Regions from separate parts of the Mus musculus genome. Here region 2 is linked to region 1. The links are chromatin loops, found by intact Hi-C in ENCODE. Cell type or tissue: heart. All regions are shown on one strand. Links, peaks and the distances in the headings refer to the core of each region. The heading gives the core; the rest is flanking DNA.

The links. A loop is a pair of places that touch in the nucleus more often than their neighbours do. Peaks named below come from ENCODE experiments on the same cell type or tissue, not always from the same donor. Only the 100,000 strongest peaks of a DNase experiment are listed, where the experiment ranks them.
Region 2: it touches region 1 in a loop (1.9-fold over the local background); 1 of 42 quality-filtered maps calls a loop at or near these places.

The regions. Positions count from the first base shown.
Region 1 is chrX:74,387,921-74,398,838 of GRCm38, forward strand. Fam3a (family with sequence similarity 3, member A) reads right to left here and starts at 5,354. Exons shown (of 9, transcript NM_025473.4): 1 at 4,755-5,354; 2 at 3,071-3,184; 3 at 2,554-2,577. The coding sequence starts at 4,767. It also overlaps a transcript of Ikbkg not described here. In heart, for the core only: a CTCF peak has its summit at 5,411; a DNase peak (open chromatin) is centred at 5,321; H3K4me3 peaks cover 1,488 bases; H3K27ac peaks cover 1,331 bases.
Region 2 is chrX:74,276,794-74,286,163 of GRCm38, forward strand. Dnase1l1 (deoxyribonuclease 1-like 1) reads right to left here and starts at 4,833. Exons shown (of 8, transcript NM_027109.3): 1 at 4,728-4,833; 2 at 246-549. The coding sequence starts at 383. It overlaps Taz (tafazzin), which reads left to right and starts at 5,925. Exons shown (of 10, transcript NM_181516.6): 1 at 5,925-6,323; 2 at 6,479-6,607; 3 at 6,855-6,900; 4 at 7,139-7,224. The coding sequence starts at 6,215. It also overlaps the pseudogene Gm14846. In heart, for the core only: a CTCF peak has its summit at 5,019; DNase peaks (open chromatin) are centred at 4,968 and 5,918; H3K4me3 peaks cover 2,967 bases; H3K27ac peaks cover 2,552 bases.

The DNA.
Region 1 (10,918 bases), core at 1,410-9,409:
TGTTGGCAAGGACCTAGGGACTCCAAGAATTAGATTTTTCTGCTATTGGTAGGAAAAGGGAAAGGAGGTTGACAGCTGGATTAGAACCCTTGTACAACTAGAACAAAGCAGAGGGTCCAGAAAGTCAGGATGGGAGCTACATGAATGAGGAACACAGACCAAAGTGGATGGGCAGAGCACAGGGCTCTACTAGCCTCTGTATTTCTTCAGAGTAAGGGTGGAGATGACCTCTGTAATGGCTTGAATTATGACCCTATAAACTATACTGGAGTTGGAACTCTCAGTTCCTCAGAATGTGGCTGGGAAACAGGGTCTTTACAGATAGATAAGTTATGATGAAGTCATAATGGAGCATGTTGAGCCCTTAACTTAGTGTGACTGGTGTCCTTATGAGACAAAAGCATACAGGAGATGTTGTGAGACAGTACAGGCAAAAGACAGTACAGGCAAAAGGTGCAGTTATAAGATAAGGCACATAGAAGGCTTCTAGAATCTGCAGAGGCACAGAAAGACCCTGACCTGGAGCTTTCAGAGTGAACACAGCCCTGCTGACACTTCCATTCACACTCTCAGTTCCAAACAGTGTGAGAAAGTAAATTTTGGTTGTTTAAGGCACCTGCTTTATTCTGCTTTTCTTAGTGTAGCTTCAGGAAGCTAATATAGGTTTTGGTGCCAGGAATTGGGGGTTTATATAAACAAATACCACAAATACCTAAGGATGTGAAAATGGATTTAGAACTGGGTAGAGTGGACAAAAGCTACAGAGTTTTGAGGTGTACAGTAGAAAGAGTCTGCACTGCTTAAAACAAAAACAAAAACAAAAACAAAAACAAAGAAAACCCGAAACCCTGTTGGTAGGAATACAGAGTGAAGCCAGGTACAGTACTGCATATCTGTAATTCCAGAACTTTGAAGGATGATGCAGAAGGATCATGATTTCAAGTCTATTCTGGCCTGTATAGTAAGCCTCTATATTAAAACAAATCTAGCAATATGGATAGTAAACATATTTCTGGTGCAAGCTCAGAAAGAAACAGCAATGAAAATTCTTCTGTTGAATCTTTCACTTACATCCCTAAACAAGGTGTTGTTAGGAAGATGAATATTATAGATCTTTCGGTGAGACCTTAGAAGGAAGTCGAAGAGGCCATTATTGGGTGTGGGAGGAAAGCTCAGCCTTGTTATAAAGTGTCAATTGTTCTGGTGTTTTGTAGGAGAGAAAGCTTGTAAAATATTTAGCAAAGGAAATTGTCAAGCACAGTGTTAAAGGTACGGTCTGGTTTTTCCTTGCTGCTGCTTATGGTAAAATGAGAATGAGAACAGTTGGGGAAAAATATTAATCATGAAGGAAATAGGACATAAATATATAGAAAAATCTCAGCCTAGCCAGACATATGCTTGTAATCCTAGCACTTGGGAGATGGAGGCAGGAAGATCAGGAATTTAAGGTTACCCTTGGTTTTAAAGTGATTTTAATGATAGCCTTGCATTTATTAAGCCCTGTCACAAAGGGAAGGGAAAGAAAGAAAATGTTAGTCTAATTATATTGAAAAATTGAGAATGCATGTCAAACCCGTAATTCCAGAATTTGATAGGGTAACACAGGAGGAATATAGAGCTTGAGAGCTACATAGTAAGTTCAAGGTCAGTTTGTATTATAGAGTAAAACTCTGTCAAAAAACCGGAAACATTTTATGGGCTAGAAAAATAGCTCTGTATAGAGTATTTGCTCGGTATGTGTAAGGTCCTGGGTTTAATTCCCAGCACTATAAAACGTTTAAAAAAGCATCCTTTAGAGAGAACACAGAGATGATGGCTCGCTAAGAACTTGCTAAGGAAATGAAGCACATGATTGTGTGTGTGCTCCTACCTCTCAGAAGCCTGGACTTGAGATAGGATTATACAGAATGGATCTGTGGAGGATTGTCTTGTCTTATAACCTAGGCCTTCAGGAACTGCATGAGAGGCCAGCAAAATTTGCTAGAGATTTATACCAACAGAAATATTGTCAGCCTATGAGAAGAACTGAGATGAGAATACAAGGATGGAAGAAACAAAGGAATGAAAGACAAAAGGAAGGAAAGAAAGAAGGAAGTGAGGGAAGAGAGAAAGGAGGGAGAAAGGAAGGAAGGGTGGGAGGTAGGTAGGTTGATTTTGAATACAGAGCTAGGAATGAAGAGGCCAAAGAGGGAACAGAGGATGCAGTCACTTCAGTGGGCCTAGAGAATGATATAGAGATTTCTTCTTAGGCCTTGACATCTAGAACTTGCCCTGCTATGATTGGGACTTGCTTAGGACCATGAGCCCCTGCTTCATCCCAATGTCTCTTGTTTGGAATGGGAATGTTTTTTTCCTATGCCTGCCCCTTTCATCTTCTGATGGTGGCTAACTCATTTATTAGGTTTACAGCCCAGAAGCCTATGATAGTTAGTTGGGAGAGGCCAGACAGAGAATGGAGATCCTAGTGGGGCTGGCTGACAGCATGCAGGGGTGTCACAAAAGGCAGTCTGAAGTACAGGTACGGGGGGAATAGGGAAGGGACAGGAGGCTTACCTGCAGTCACTGAGTTCTCTGGGCCTGTAAGTAGAGAGTTTTTTCTGTTAGCAGGGAGGCCTCCAGGAGCCTCCAGCAGAACAACCAGGCTCAGGGACTCAGGGCCAAGTCAGGCTATACTTGGCATGTTCCCCGCTCAAGTTTCAATGATGCCCTGATATAAAACTGCCTGCTTCAGGAAAAGGATGAATTGGAATTGTAAATAGTGCTTAGGTGACTTGGCACCAGTGACAAAGTGCAAGATCCCTTGTGTGTCTCAGAGCTCAACGGAAAGTCGAAGATGATTAATAATCAATGGAGGCCTTTCCACTCCTTACTCTTACTCTATCAACTTCCACTCTATTGGTTACAATTAGGAGTGTTGTTCTCTAGGATGGTTCGTGGAAACAAGGATGCATTTGTGTTAGAAGATAGACCTAGGGCAAAAGGAAGCCTGCCATGAAGGTAATGGGAAACCCAACCACCATAACCCATATTGGGCGCCTCTATAGTGAATCAAGAGGATTCCCACACTCACTGGTGAAGAACTGCTGAATTCGAGGAAGGCCAACACCAGGACCACCTAGGAGGATGGTGACTAGGATCCAGGTGAGACCCATAATGATGATTAGGGCCACGATGCGCAGGGGGCCTGCAGGCAGGATAGACACAGAGCAGGACTATCTTAGACATCAGTGAACAAAATCTGCAATAACCCACTACCTCACATGACCAGATCTCCCCTTCTACTTGGGAACAAGTGATGGTACGATTGGGAGGTGGGGGACCAATCGATATCTACCAGACCCAAAAGAGAGGCTTGAACTTCCTCCTAGTAGACGGAAGAACGTGAGTTCAAACCTTGAGGCTGCTCTGTTTGGGTCTCCCCAGCAGGTTTGGAGGTGCCTTTTAGAACTCATGCTCTGGGAAGGTTTCATAGCACCAACCTCAGCATCTTGCCTCTGAAATTATCAGAATATTTACAGTTCACCCATCTGCTTTGCCTTTCCTCTTGTTCTGTTGGAAGCTCTATACTCCTTGTAAAGACCAGTCCTTCTACCTGCTTCAGGATCCATCAAGATATCTCCTGTCTCAGATACATTGTGCTAAGACTTCTTTCTATCTCACTTTCTCTCATATTATCAACAGGTCCTAACTTAGTAAGATAAAGATGAAACAGAGCTCCTGAAAGAAAAATCTCATTCTTTGATTCTTCATCTTCCTCTTCTCCACCAAACTCTTTAAAAATTTATATTCTGGCTTGGGATATAGCTCTGTGGTAGAGCATTTGCTCAGCATGCATAAGACCCTGGTTTCCATCCCCCAGCATACACATAAAAGTCATCTACATTGTGATTTCTATTACCTCACTCCCCAACTCTCTCCCAAAATTCTTCCAATCTAGTCGTGCTCCCATAACACCAACTAAATAACCTTCCAAACAAGACCACCTATGACTTTTATGATGTCACATTTCTGATTGTCTGACTGCTCTTTCTTGACACTTCACTACTAGATTCCAGGACAGTACTGTCTCCTGACCCCATTCTCTGGGACTCCCTTTGTTGGTTAGATTGTGTTCCATTACTCTCTCCTCAAAAGGTGTTCTTTTCCAGGCTGCCTTCTCCCATCTTCATACTGTATGGGAGATTTCACCATGCAGCAATGACACCTTACACCTCCAGCCCAGATCTGTCTTGAACTCATATCCTCCCAGCCAGTTCCTTAATGTCCAATTTGGACTTATCCACAAAGCTGCTACTTTACCAGTTTTCAAATTCTACTCTCACCCCAAACAGTCCCTCCAAGGCACATTCATGTTTGTAGTCCAGCTGACAGCAGAGCTACCACTTAGATCATACCCAACCTCAAAGGCACCTAAGTCAGTTCTCTTCTGGCTACATCTCTCTATCTCTACTATCCACTCCTCTCCATCCATTCAATCTCTGGAGATTTTATATATATATATATATATATATATCCTTAACTTATATATATTGATTATATATATTATCAACATCTATCTATATCTATCTCTCTATATAAAATCAATCCTTATAGTTTGGGAAGCTGAAGTCCTCAGAGGTGAATTTGCTCATAAAATGAGTGCTTGTGCACAGTCATCCATTAATAAATAAACAAACCAGTGACCACCCAGGCCTCTCCTAACACAGGCACTAGGACACCTGGCCTCTCTTCAGTTCGCTGTGGAAGCCACCCACCTGCCAACCTCATGTCCACTTCTCCAGCTGGGTTGAGATCTCCCGCAGGTGCACTGTTTGGGAACTGTGGGTTCTGGGGGGAATGAAACAGGAGAGAGTAGGTTTGGGGGTGGGGGCAGTGGCAAGTCTGTGCTGGGAGCGATCGGTGTTATGACTTGTTCCTCCAAACACCAGTCCAGGCTCAGTTCCTCGTGAGTGCTGGGAGAAGTCCTGCCTGGCCAGGAGAGCCTTAGGAATCCGTTGCGCCTCACAGTCTGGCTAACAGACTCCAGGACTGGAGCGTAGCAATGATTCTTCTCCACCCGGATCCCTCCGGTGCTAGGCCCGGGGCTCAGGTCGATCCGCTCGAGGCTGGTGGCAGAGATTGGGCGGGCCAAGGATGTTGTCTGGGTGTAGGGAGAAGCAGACCGGATCAGGGAGTTACCCAGTTGTCTCGCTCTGCCGGCTAGGTGAAGCAAGTGAGTCACGTAGAAAAGCTTATCAGGCACGACAATGGCCGCCCGCAGAAGGCCACAGCCCACAGGCGTCGCTCCGCCATAGGCCCATAGGCTGTGCTGTAGGTCCGCAGGTCCTCACGGAGGCTCCACCTCCAGACCGGCCTCCTCCCTCTCCTCCAGAGGCTGGGTGGGAGGTGCCGAGTGTGGCTGTGCACTCCTCTTGTGCTAAAGCTGAGCCGCCTAGCTTCCTACAGTGTCACTGCTTCAAGATGAAATCTCCTTCTAGACTTTGAGGTACTATACACTTTACAGTTCATGTTTGCTTAACTCTATGTAACCCAGGCTGTTCTCAAACTTGGAGCGATTCACCTGCTTCAGGCTCTCAAATGTTGGAATTACGGGCATAAAACACCAGAGCCCCCATTCCCACTTCCTCCACACGTCCTCTTAGGTGAGCGATCTATTTCTATATTTGATGAGCTGAAGCTCCGATTGTGACTTGATATCAGAGCTTTCATGGCTCATAAGAGGATGGATGCGGGGACACAGATAATGACTTAAGGTTGATATGTGTTCTTTAAGAGCATGGACGGTTCAGAAGCACATGCGGAGGTAAACCTGAGCCTTTGGTTGCTTTCTTTCTGCTTAGTGTTCTTTCGTGAGAGCGTTCTGTTTTATGTATCAATCAGTGAAGGGATGTTTGGAACATTGCTCCTGACCCTCATGTTTGAGCCTTTTCCCCTGACCGCCTACAGTGCCAGGGCAGCTGGGCCAGTCCTTTTAAGCTGGATCTATCTGTGTCTCAGGCAGCTGCATTCCTGTCCTTTGACCCAATGGTCTTACTTACAGGAACTCCACCCCACTTCCATAATGCTCCAAAATACAGAAAAGTTTACAGAAGCACTGTTTTGGTTAGATGATAGCGTTTTCAATTTGGTTACACTTGTAATCTCAGCACTTGGAAAGTGGAGACGGGAGAGGAGGATAAAGGGTTTAAAGCATCCTCGGCCACTTAGCAACTTTGAGGTCAGCCTTAGCTGCATGAAACCTGTCTCAGGGAATCTGATGTCTTATTCTGACCATCTCAGGCGCCAGGCATGCATGTGGTACACGTACCACATGTGGTACATGTAGGGAAACCACTTATATAAAAAAAATAAAATTTCAAAAATTGTAGGAAGCTGGAGAGATGACTCAGTGGTTAAGGGCACATACTGTTCTTGCAGGATACCCGGGCTGGATTCCTTACACTCACATAAGGCAGCTCACAACCGCTTCAGGGGATCTGGCACCTCTCTGATCTCTTCCTCCTCTTCCTCCTCCTCCTCCTCCACACACACACACAAATAATAATTAATTTTTAAAATAAAACATTAAGTAAAGATAAAATAGTAACAGCAACAACAACAAAATGAATATTAAAAAAAAAAGAATACAGTAGTTTCCATATTGACTGAGTACTTCCTCATAGGCACTCTCCAATGCTTGTGGTCAAGGGCATCTGTAGACCAGGCTGGCCTCAAATGTACAGAATGATGGAATTAAATGCCTTCTGAATGATGGAATTAAAGGCGTATGCTAACACACCCAGTCCTGCTACATATTTTTTGAGATGGGAATTTCGTATATTCTTTAACTCACTATGTTTCCAAGGATGTCCTTGGACCTCTTGCTTATACCTACTTAGTTCTGGGATTATAGGTGGAGATCCAGGTCTTTTATGACTCATGGGACAAACTTTCAGTCTATTTTCTCCAGGACTTTGTGTGTGTGTGTTCTGAAAATTAAATTTATGGCTTTTGACATACATATGCCTTATGGCTGACACAAAACCTCAGCCCTTTATCATTTAAAATGGACAATTAAAGCTAGGGATGGTGGCACATGCCTTTAATCCCAGTATTCTGGAGACAGGGGCAGGTGAATCTCTGTGAGTTTGAGGCTAGCCTGGTCTACAGAGTGAGTTCTAGGACAACCAGGGCTACATAGAAAAACCCTGTCTTGGAAAAAATACAATTAAATGGTTAAATTATATTCACATATATATATATGAATGAGATGCATAAGCTGGGGCATTCAAGTCTTGGCATTACATGATAGGCAGTAAAGGAATGCTATCCTTCAAAACTGATGTTTGTTTGATACATCTGGAAAAGGATCTTTTTGACCTGGGGAGAAATAACTCATTCTGTAATCAGAGGCTAGTGTATTTTTACAAGCTGGCCATAGCTGTCTGGGAACACTCGGTTGCCTCTTTCTGATAGCTCAAGAATGGGAGCCTTATCACTTCAAGGGCATTAATTTTCTGCCTCCTTCAAAGGTAGGGGACATCTGCACCAAGGTGGGAGTGCTGGCTGTTTAACTTGGCATGGGGACTAGGGAGTGAGAGACTCAGCGCACAGAGACAAGGGTGGGTTACCTTGTGTCTCTTCACTATGACACCTGTATCTGCACACATGCACACTAACTTTAAATACATGTAATGAAATCAGAGTGAAGTGAACACAAAAAGGCTCACACTTACTGTGCATGCAAAGATAACCTTGAACTCCATGTTCTCCTGTCTCTGTTTCTTTTTATTTATTTATTTATTTATTTATTTATTTATTGTATACACTGTAGCTGTCTTCAGACACTCCAGAACAGGGCACCAGATCTCATTACGGATGGTTGTGAGCCACCATGTGGTTGCTGGGATTTGAACTCAGAACCTTTGGAAGAGCAGTCGGCGCTCTTAACCGCTGAGCCATCTCTCCAGCCCCCCTGTCTCTGTTTCTTAAATGCTGGGATTATAGGATATGACAGCATATCTGGCTCTAGTCCACATTTTCAACATTTGACAGATAAATTTTATTAATTTTTAAATTTTAAATTTATTTTATTTGTTTTATTTTATGTGCATGGCTGTTTTGCCTGCGTGTATGTCTGTGCACCACGTCTATACTTGGTGCTTTTGGAGGCCAGAAGAAGGTGTTGCATTCCCTCGAGCTGGAGTTACAGATGTTTCTGAGCTGTTATGTGGGTGCTGGGAACTGAGCCTGGGTCCTCTGAAAAGGCAATACATACTCTTATCAATGAGAAATCTCTTCAGACCAAACCTCTAAATATTTCACTTTTGTTGATATTTTGGTTGGGCAAACAAAAATATATGTGAGATTCTACATGTAGCTTTAGAAAGCCACTGTGCTCTGTCCAGATTGAACAGGGCAGGGAAGTTAGCTAAATGCTGTCGTATTAAGTATTGGTGTTTTTAAAACCCCATCTTTGTTTTTAAAGATTTCATGTTTGTATCATTAAAAGACAACTTGAATAACATTGTGTGTGTGCGCGCACGTGCATTCTTCAAGGAATATTGAAAACCTGTAGCTAACTTTCTTTCTTCTTCATTCCTACCTCTCTCCCTCCCCTCCCCTTTGAACTTCTGATTCTCCTGCCTCCACCTCATACATGTTGAGATCGCAGTAGTGTGCCACTACATTTAGTTTTATGTATCGCTAGAAATGGGACCTATAGGGCTTCATGAACTACACTCTATCAACTGAACTACATCCCTACCCCTAAAAGTATTGTATTTGGAACCTAGTCAATATGTTCTATGTAGTGTCCTAAAAGACTGTAATGCATCCTAGTTTGGGAGGTTTTTAAGCTGATAGAAAAAACTAGGTGTTGTTTATATGCCTGTAATCCCAGTACTTGGGAGGCTAAGGCAGGAGGATGACTACAAATTTGAGGCCCTCCTTGGGTATACAATAACATAAGTCCAATGCCAGCATTCTGAGATCCATAGTAAAGTCCTGTCTCAAACCAAACCAAACCAAACCAAACCAAACCAAACCAAACCAAACCAGAGGGCTGGAGAGATGGCCCAGAGGATAAAATCACTTACTGCTCTTTCAGAGGACTGGTGAAGTGAAAACTTAAGGTTGGATGGTGTTTTTCTGGGGCAAATATGTGAAGGAACATTTAGCTGAAGTGGACATACGTGAAAGGCTAAGGGAGACTCGTGAAGGAATGTTTAGCTGAAGCAGACACAGGAGAGAGGATGTTCACTAAAGCAGGCACATGAAAGGACACATGATGAGGGATTCTTTGCAAATGATACATGTATTGGTCTGCCTTATGTTGTGTAGTTGAGCTGTATTTGTCAGGACTCCATAGAGAGAAATTTCTGGTGGTGTGCTACAGTTTCTTGCCGCTTCTTCAGATTCAGGCTGATTGGCAGAGTGATGTCAGCTGAGACAGATGCATGTGCTGAGGCAAGCCCTGGAGGACACATGATGTTTGGAGGGTATAAATAGGACCCAATAGACAGTGACAGAGGCTGAGCTAGGTGTGCTTATAGAGCTGGCTATGTAATGCTTGTTGGTCTCACTGATCTTTGCTTTGCTGAGAGAGGCACATCCGAGAACTTCTTTTGGTGTTCTTCTGGGGTCCGTCCCTCTTGCTGACTTGTGCAGAGGCTGAGGCCTGGCTGTCTCTGCTAGGTTGTGTCACCGCTGCTGATTCATGTTTGCTATCCCTACTCTGGACTGTTGGTGTATCCATGAAGTGTTTGCGAGTGGATTGAGCTGTCTGCTAACACGTGAACTGAACTGCTGATTTCTAGACAACACAGACGGGAGTTGCTCCAAAGAATCTTTCTAAACAGGTCTACTTTCCCCATATCCTTTCTTTCCCTCTGGTGAGTATTGGGCTAAAAGGGAGGTTAAAGAGTTTAAGAACCATCATTAAAAATAAGATTAAAAAAAAGGTCACAGACCTGTTTGGTTTGGTTCCTAGTATTCACATGGTAGCTCATATCCACTTATAATTCTAATTCCAGGAAACTGATATCCTTCCTCTTCTGATGTCCTCAGGCACTAGACATACACATGGTACGCATACATCTATGTAGGTGCTCACATATACACACAAAATAAAAAAAGAAACCCAACAAAACAACAGTAACGACAATACCTTTATGTTAAAGCCATGTGTGCATGCTTATGATCCCAGCACTTGGGAAGCCTAGGCAGGAGAGCTACCCTCCAGGGCAGCTTGAGCTACATTTACTGACCCCGGTCTCAGAACAATAATAAAACAGATTTTTTTTTTTTGGTTTTTCGAGACAGGGTTTCTCTGTATAGCCCTGGCTGTCCTGGAACTCACTTTGTAGACCAGGCTGGCTTCGAACTCAGAGATCCGCCTGCCTCTGCCTCCCAAGTGCTGGGATTAAAGGCGTGTGCCACCACGCCCGGCTCAGATTCTTAATATAGTAACTGATGCTGAGTAAAGTAAAAAAGAAGATTGAGAAGAGAAAATCCTTAATTTATTTGATCACAGTTTTATGTGACATAGGTAACCTGTTATGTGACATAGGTAAACTCTGTTTAACCCAGAGAACAAGTGCCATCAGGGAAATAGCCTTTCATCTCAGGAAGGCAGTCTTTTCTGCTAGTAGACAAAGTGCTAGCCATTCATACAGACACTCCATATTTTGACTTTAGTTGTGAAAACAGAGAAGGGTGGAATAGGATAAAACTGGTTTCAGCCATAGAGGACTCTATTTAGACCTGTTTATTCTTTTCCTGAAGAAGTCTTGGATAGTCATCTTACTTGTTACTTAATAGCATTTCCAGTTTGGCCTTCTGCTCAGACAGGAAGCTGGTCTGTGAACACTTTCTCCTGATTTCTTATTCTCTGGCCAAAGGGGAACCTTTCCATCACTGCATAATCAGTTCACAGTTT
Region 2 (9,370 bases), core at 1,371-9,370, 110 kb before region 1:
TAAAGATTGGTACCAGAGTGGCTGCAGACAGCAGTGAGACAAGGAGAAACTCAGGAAACAAACAACATCATTCCATTATACCTTACCCATTTTTAGAGGAGGAAGTTGGTAATTAAATGATGGTTGAAAGACTCTTCACATCTGTACATTCACTTTTCCAGATGTCCCCTCCTTTATGGTCAGGCAGGATGGGGAGTTTTTAGTCAAGGTCCTATGGACACAAATTTCTGCAACAATGAACTTACCTGAACTAAGGTATCCATCACTGACTCCTTGGTTAGCTTGGCCAGTGTCAGTCTGTGGGCATTGAAGGCACAGATACGAAAGGCTTCAGTCCCACCAACCAGGAGAATGAGCAGGGGAGCCATAACAAGGCCACGCATTGCTATGTGTGCATCAGGAACCCTCCAAAGGAATCCAGGTTGTCCAAAGGGCATTGGCACTGCAGCTGATCTCAGCTAATTAGTATTCTCCCTGCTGTTGGCCCTGAACATTTCTTGAATCTCTTCCTGGAACGTATTTCAACTTCTGTACACAGAGCTTGACCACCTAATAAAATACATGTGGTGTGGCATAAAACCATCTCAGACTTTTAAGAACTCAATAGCCAGAAGCACAAATGTTACCATCCTAGATCGGCAGAGCTTTTTCATCTTCCCCAGGTGAAATTGTGTACTCAGTGAGTATACCTTCTTTGCCAAGATTATGGCCAGGAGTTCACATGGGGTCAGCTCCAGCAACAAAATCTGTCTATGTTTTTTTACCTTTCAGCCTATTTTTTCAATGTATATATGTATGCATTGTATAAGCATATGGGTGCTTGTGAGTGTATATGCATTTATGTGTGTGCACATTTGGAGGTCAGAGGTCAACCCCAGGAGCCATCCACCCTGGTTGGTGTCACTGGATTGGAACTCATGAAATTTGGCTAGCTATTGAGCCGTAGGGGTCCAATTGTCTCTGCCTCCCTAGTGCTGTAATTACAAGAACATTTTACCATGCCTGGTTTTTTTTTTTGTTTTTGTTTTTTGTTTTTTGTTTTTTTTTGTTTTTGTTTTTTTTTTTTTTTTTTTGGTTTTTTGAGACAGGGTTTCTCTTTATAGCCCTGGCTGTCCTGGAACTCACTCTGTAGACCAGGCTGGCCTCAAACTCAGAAATCCGCCTGCCTCTGCCTCCCGAGTGCTGGGATTAAAGGCATGCGCCACCACCCCGGCGCCTGTTTTTTTATGTGCACGTTTTTTACTGACTTCCCCCCAGGACCTCTGCGTGAGTTTTTGAAAGACAGTCTTGCTCTGTAGTAAAGCACAGGTCCCAAACTTGGAGCAATCCTCCTGTCAGCCTCCTGAGTAATAGGATCACGAGTTCATAATCACCAAGCCTGGATGACTCATTCTTTACTGTGTTTTTTACTTATACTTCCCCTTTTGAGACAAGGACTGATGTATCCCAGTCTGGTCTCAAACTTGTCTATGTAGCTTAGGATGACCTCAGGAACCCTTGAGATTCCTTCCACCATCCAAGTACTGGGATTATAGGTATATGCCACCAAACCCACAGAGCCAATATCAATCTATCTCCCTCCCTCCCTCCCTCCGTCCCTCCCTCCCTCCCTTTCTCCTTTTCACTGCTGAGGCTTGAACTTACAGTCTTTATCTTTCTAGGTATGGTAGAGAAGCACTCTGCCACTAGCTACTCCCCAGTCCTGAGACTGTCTTTCAAAAACCAAAAACAAGTCTAGGTGTGGAGGCATACTTCTGTAATTCCAGCATCTGGGAGGTGAAGGCAATGAGATCATAAGTTTGAGGTATTCTTCAGTTATATCGTGATACCCTGCTTCAAAACACAACAAGCACAGTGACCATGTGCAAGGCCCACTCGCTAGAACTGAAGACATTTATGGAAAATAAGTTATCATTGAAGTTAAATGGAGGCAGATATATACAAGGAATATTGCAGGGCTTTGATCCCTTTATGAATCTTGTGACTGACAAATATGTGAAGATGGCAATTAGTGGGCAGCAGAATAATATTGGATGGATAACAGGAAATAGCATCATCATGTTAGAAGCCTTGTAAAGCATCAAAACCATAGTTCTTCAGTAGAAGAGTTCAGAAAGAGCCAGGTCATACACATTGTTATATGAAACTTCTTGCTAAGTAAACTTTTGTGATACTCAGGAAAAAAACCCTACAAGCACCATTGTACCTCTGCTTCTACATTTGTCAACACTAATGGCATCACTAAAGTAGAACAACATAGTTGTCTTTGTGAGACTGTCTTATTATTTAATACCATGTCCTCATGGTTTATTCTTGTTGTATAACATGTCAAAATTATCTTCTTTTTTAAAAAGCCTTAATCTCTCTTAGGTTTTTTTTAAAGATATTTATTTATTTATTTATTTATTTATTTATTTATTATATGTAAGTACACTGTAGCTGTCCTCAGACACTCCAGAAGAGAGAGTCAGATCTCATTACGGATGGTTTTATTTTTAATTATGTGTATGTATGTGGAGGTATATGCACATGCAGATGCCCAAGGAGGCCACGCAGGCCCACTGACATATCTTGTCAGTTCAGAAATTCTTTTCCATTATTTAAAAAGATGTATTTCACATTCAGTTATGTATATGTCTGTAAGTGGGTATGTTCATATGAGTGAAGGTACCCTCAAGGACCAGACATATGAGATCCCTCTTAAGCTGCAGTTAGAAGTTGTGAGCAACCCAATGCAGGCACTAGGAACCAAACTCAGATCCTCTACAAGAGTGGTAAACACTGCTGAGTGACCTCTCCAGCCTCTCTTCTTCTTCTTCTTCTTTTTTTTCTCCAAGACAGGGTTTCTCTGTGTATCCCCCAGCTGTCCTGGAACTCACTCTATAGACCATTCTGGCCTTGAACTCAGAGACCCATGTGCCTCTGTCTCCCAAGTGCTGGGATAAAAGGCGTGCACCATCATGCCCGGCTGTCTTCTTCCTTCTTAAGGATGATTAATATTCCAGTGTATACTCAGAAACACTTTGTCCATCAGCATTGGGGTACACCCACTACTTGAATTCTTGTATTTATTTATTTAATTACTTTATTTTTAATGTGTGGTACTAGGGATTGAAGATGGGGCCTTATATATGCTAAAGATGTGCTCTACCACTAAGCTATAACTGTAACCCTGTAGTGATTTGTGTGTGTGTGTGTGTGTGTGTGTGTGTGTCAAACTGACCTTAAACTTCTGATCCTCCTGCCTCTACCTCACCCAAACTGGAATGACAGATGTATACCACCAAGCCTGGTTTATGCAGTGCTGGAGATGAAATCCAGGGCCTCATATATTGACTATGTAGGGAGGGCTATACGATGTAAGCCTCATAATTGGGTAAGCACTGTACCAACTGAATCACACTCCAGTTTAGCAATTTTGAAAATTTTGAGCACCTTAGTTTCCTGAAGCAGATCAGCTAATTCATGAAAATTTTATTTTTAATTTTTTAAGGTACACCAAATTTTTCCATAGCTTTTGTGCCATTTTACATTTTCACTAACAATGGGGATGAGGTCAACCCTTATTCTTTTAAGTTAATTGAGTACTGCTGGGTGGTGGCGCACACCTTTAGTCCCAGTGCTTTGAAGGCAGAGGCAGGTGGATCTCTGAGTTCCAGGCTAGCTGGTCTACAGAGTGAGTTCTAGGATAGTCAGGGATACATGGAGAAACCCTGTCTCAAACAAACAAAGAAACTGCTACATACTATTTTCTATATAGCACCTATTGCTAGCTAGGGCATAGACAGTCCCAGATTCAGGAAGGTCCAGTTTGTCCTATCCATATTAGAAACTAAAGCATGAACCTCTTCAGGAATTTCTTTTATTTTTCTTAATTGTTTTATTTTTCCACATCTATTTGTGTGTGTTTGTGTATGTATGCACATATGCATGGGTCTAAGTCAAGCATGTTTTTTCCTTCTACCAAAAGGGATCAAACTCAAGCGATCATGTTTGGCAGTAAATATCCTTATCTGTTAAGCCATTACACCAGCCATCTTTATATCTTTATATATATTAATATTAATAAAACGTGGGTGTGTCTCAGTTTATAACCAAGGCTGGCCTGGAACTCACTATGTAGTCCCAGGCTGGCTTCAACTTTCCTGAGTGCCCTGGAGCCCCTCAGAGCATCTGTCTCAGGTTTATCTTTGTCTCAGACTCACCTCTGCCTTACCATATCTTTTGAGCTCAGCGCTTTACCATGTTCTCTGTACATGTCACATTCTTGAAGCCTGGGGCCCTCTGCTTCTGTCTGCTTGTTTTTCTTAGTCATGCTGTCCCTTTCTCCTCTCTGTTAGTTTCTTCCTATCTGGCTGGTTTGTTCTGTCTTCCTGACTCTGCACATCTTAGTGTTTCTGCCACAGTATCTTCCTAGCTGGCCTTGATATTTGTTTCTCTCTGGTCACCTGTTCTGTCACTCATACTTATTTTGGTCTCCTTGCACTGGGGTGTCTGTTTTGGAATACATGTGAGCACTGGGGCAGTTCTGCACTGGCCAAGCTATATTTGGAGACTGAGACCACTAGGACTCTGAGGATGAACCAGAAAGAATAACTGTTCCTGGCCTCAGCATAATGCTTCCTAGTCTTCCAAAGACAGCTTTAGCTTGAAATTCCCTTTCCTTCTGAAGTTCCTCCCCAGTAGAGACAACCTCCTCCCTTTCCCTACCCGCAGGATTCTCATACCTCCACAGCCCAAGTCGGCCCCACGCCTGCCTCAGCGTTGAACCGAATAAAACATTCCACTCCACAGAATCGCAGCTCCAGCCAAGGCGGGTAAGGACGCGCAGTTGGGTGTGTGTGGGGGGGAAATGGGAAGAAGAGGCGCGGGTTTCCAGACACACCCAAAGGGGCCGGCTCCACAACTTTCCCGTCCCAAGTAGCAAGGCTGAGCGCCACCCTTCAGCCCAGGAGCTGGTTTCCAGACCCACCCAAAGGGGCGGGCCATAAGCAAGGCTGAGCTCCACATCCCTGTCCAGTAGGCTGTGCCTGAGAACTGGCTACCTGCTGGCCCACCCCGCCCATGATGGGTGTTTCTTTTGCCAAGCGAATAGCAACTTGGGGAGCTGGCGGCCTCTGCTCGACGAATCCGCCTGAAAGCAAGTCGAGGAAGCGTCCTTGCTTGTTGTCGCAAACATGCCTACTATCACCCGTGCCAAGAAGCAGCAGTCTATCATTGAACAGTTACCTGGACCTAGGGAAAAAGGTGAGGTAGGCTTGCTCATTCTTTGGCCAGTTCCCCTGCAGCAAAGAGCAGAGCAGAGGCAGTCTTCTCTCAGGGTCCTCAGGCCCTGAACCACAATGTTGGTGCGCACTCCCAAATTAAGTTTGCCTGTGTGACGACTGCTCAGAAAACCCAAAGCAAAGGACCTTATGCACAGGATGGGTAGCGCGACTGACCTGTTCAGGTCCCCACTGGAGTGGCAGTTTAGAAAAATGCCTCATGGCAGAAATTTGTTAGTTCTGGTACCACATGAATACTAGGCAAATGCTCTATCGTGGAGATAACCAAATGCCCCAACCCCCAGATCACTGGGAGAAATAGTACAATAAAAGGCAGAGAATAATAGACGCGGACACCCGATGCCCTTTTCCGGTCTCTGTGTGAGCCTTCAGAAGCATGCATAACCGGATACACATCGGGTGGGACAGGGAAAGAGAACAAGTAAAAAGTTTCCACCAGCCTACGACTTGCGTAGCTTCAGGTAATGGTGCTGTGTAGCTAATGTCGCCTGTAGACACTAGAATTATGGAATCAAAGAGACGCAGCACTGCTTAAGGCGGTTTGGAGCCAAAACCTTGACGGGGGAGGGGCCGGAGCGAGGCTGGCGTAGACCCGCCCTGGCAGCCGTCAAGCAACCTAGGCATGTTTTGCGACAACAGGCAAGGACGCTTCCTCGAGTTGCTTTCCGGCTGATTCGTCGAGTGAGGCCGTCAAGACTTGGTTTCTAGTGCGCATTGCTTTGTACAGCAGTCCCGTCTCGTCGCCTGAGCAGCGGCTCTTCTCTATCCAGAGAACAGTGCTAGGGAGGTGCTGAGCTGTTCCACCAGGTGACCTTAGTCTAGTCCTCTGCCAGTCTGTTGGAGATCCTTCTCCTGAGTGGTAGAGGACATCGGCTGGCCTGGGGCAAGAGGAACTCTGGGCTCCGGGGGCGGGGCCGGAGCCGGAGGAGATGCCCCTCCATGTGAAGTGGCCATTCCCCGCGGTGCCCCGGCTCACCTGGACTCTAGCCAGCAGCGTCGTCATGGGCCTAGTTGGCACCTACAGCTGCTTCTGGACCAGTGAGTGGCAAAAGGCCAAGGCAGAGTCTGTTCACAGGCCTCTGGCCTGGCTGGGGGTTTTCGGACTGGGAATATGGCAGGGGCTTTTCTGGCACAGTAAGAAGCCTCGGGCAGGTGGAAATGACCTAGAGCTTGGGACTGACTTCTCTTCCCAGAGTACATGAACCACCTCACCGTGCACAACAAGGAAGTGCTGTATGAGCTCATTGAGAACCGAGGCCCTGCCACCCCCCTTATCACCGTCTCCAACCACCAGTCTTGCATGGATGACCCTCATCTCTGGGGTATGGTGCCAGTGTGCTGGGTTCAGGGAGGCAAAACAAGAACAGGCCCCCACCAAAGACAGATTGACTTCCCACCAGGCTCTTTTGAAAAACTTTACCTTGTTTGGGGGATATACTGCCTAACTGCTGGAAGTTTTGTGTGTCCCCCTTAGGATTCCTCCAGGGAATGTGATTTAGACAGGATATCAGAAATTTAAAAGGAGTGTGGAAGTAGCCATGTCACATCAAGGACTTTACTTTTTCACAGGGATCCTAAAACTCCGCCACATCTGGAACCTGAAGTTGATGCGTTGGTGAGGAGGAATGGGCCCCTTGAAGTGACCCATCCATTTCTGCCCAGATTTGCCTTTCTCTGCTCAGGAGTTGGCATCCAGCCTTCCAGGAAGGGCATGGGTGGGGCTCCTTAGGGCCTTCTCTTGGAGCTTCATTCTGTATGGCAGTGATGGCAGGCATTATATTGGGTGGGGAGAGTTGGGGACAAGCAATGGGAAGTCTTGGAGGCAGGGATGATTGGGTCTATTGCTGCTCTAGGACCCCAGCAGCTGCAGACATCTGCTTCACCAAGGAGCTGCACTCCCATTTCTTCAGCTTGGGCAAATGTGTGCCTGTGTGTCGAGGTGAGCTGCTCCTCTGGGAGGCATGTCCAGGCCTCCCTTGGGGACAAGGAAGCTGGTGGTCAATGCGTCTGTCTTAGAAGGACTTAGGGGAGCCATGATATGGCAGTATAGTTGGCAGAGAATAGGAAGAGGGATGATCACTTAGAATCTCTGCAGTCCAAAACTCTGGTGTGAGAATTCAAGGAAGCTGTATTTGCAGTCCCTTCTGAATCTACCACTCCTGTCAGGGAGAACAGTGTGGTGTTACCACTTTATAATGGCAGTGGGGTACATGTATAGAAGGCTAAGGGTTTTGTTTTTGGGAGAACAAACAGTGGTAAGATGAGGAGGCTCAGATTGACCACTCAGTACCTTTCACAAACCCCTTAGTGTAGGGGCCATCTTGACCCCATTCTCTAGATAGGGCTCAGATTCTCTAGACAAAGCTTAGAAGTCCAAGGTCATAGACTACCATGTGGCAAACTTAAGATTCAGATCCACATTGCCCTTTCATCTGGGTATGTAGATTCCTTTTCAAGCAAAGAATGAAAGAAAGGGTGGTCTAAAAATAAGAGAAGAGAAGGTTAGAGAATGTCAGAAGGGTAGAAGATTGTATTTCCACCTTTCTAAGCATTCCAGAAGAGACTATATTATTTTGTTGAATGATATAGTCTCAGTGCCATTTCCTCTCAGATCCTGCTCTGATATGTCAGCATTCTGATAATTTACACCTGTCCCTGACTCTAAGCTCCTTTACTCTGCAAACTCAAAAGTCTTGTGTGTATGCATCTGTTTTCATTCTTTAAAAAAAAAAAGATTAATTTTATGTGTGAGCACCCTGTTTTCAGACACACCAGAAGAGGCCATCAGATCCCATTACAGATGGCTGTGAGCCACCATGTGGTTGCTGGAAATTGGACTCAGACTCTTTGGAAGAGCCTTTGTTCAGTGCTCTGAACTCCTGAGCCATCTCTCCAGCCCTTTCATTTTTTTCTTTTTTCTTTCGTTTTCAGTTTGAGGGATAGAACACAGAGGCTTGTATATTTTAGGCATATACTGTACCTATGGCCTATACAGATAGTTCTGTTCTTCTTGAACTGATTCTAGACTTTCTTGCAGTTAAAAGCCGATCTGAGTGGTTGGAGAACTATCTCAGTGGTTAAGAGCACTGCCTGCTCTTCCAAAGGACCAGAGTTCAATTCCCATCAGTCACATGGCAGCTCATGCCTGTAATTCGGTTCCAGGGGATCCTACACCCTTACATAGACATACATGCGGGCAAAACATAAAAATTAAAAAGAAAAAAGGATCTGAGATGAACATGGTGATATATGCCTCTAATCCCATCCCATCACTCAGTAAGCAGGGGCATAAGGATTGAGGCCAGCCTGGTCTATACAGCAAGTTCCAGACTGACCAGAACTATAGGACTACATGGTAATCTTTCTCTCTTTGTTATTGTTGTTGTTGTTTTAAAGACAGTTTGTCTGTGTAGTCTTGGCTATCCTGGAACTAGCTCTATAGACCAGATGAGGCAACTCATCCTCCAGTCTCTTCCTTCCGAGTGCTGGGATTAAGCCTAGCATGATACCCTATCTTATCAAAAAAAAATAATAATATAGAAGCTGGTCATGGTCGCACACACCTTAATCCCAGCACTTGGGCAGAGGCAGGTGAATCTCTTGAGTTTGAGGCTAGTATGGTCTACAGAGCTAGTTACAAGATTGCCAAGACTACAAAGAAAAATCCTGTCTTAGAAAAGAAAGAAAGAAAAAAAGAAAGAGAGAAAGAAGCTAGTTATTATGCCTGTAGTCCCAGTATTTGGTTTGTTAGGTTGGGGTAGGTGAATTACCATGAGTTTGAGGCCAACTAGAAACCAAGACCCTGTCTCAAAAAAAAAAAATTAAAGTTGTGTGTGTGCACATACATACAGAGAAACTGAGAGCTGGAAGTGTGACACAGTGGTATAGTTTTTACTTAACTGGCACAGAGCCCTGAGTACTATCCCCAGCATTGTAAAAATATAGAACAAAAACTAGAAGATGGAACATTATTTTCAAGGAAAGCAAAGATCTAATTACATGTGACTGAAACAAACAGAGTTTGGGATACTTTGTTTCTGTTTTTAAACAAACCATTTTTCTCTAAGCCTAGGACTTTGTAGGTT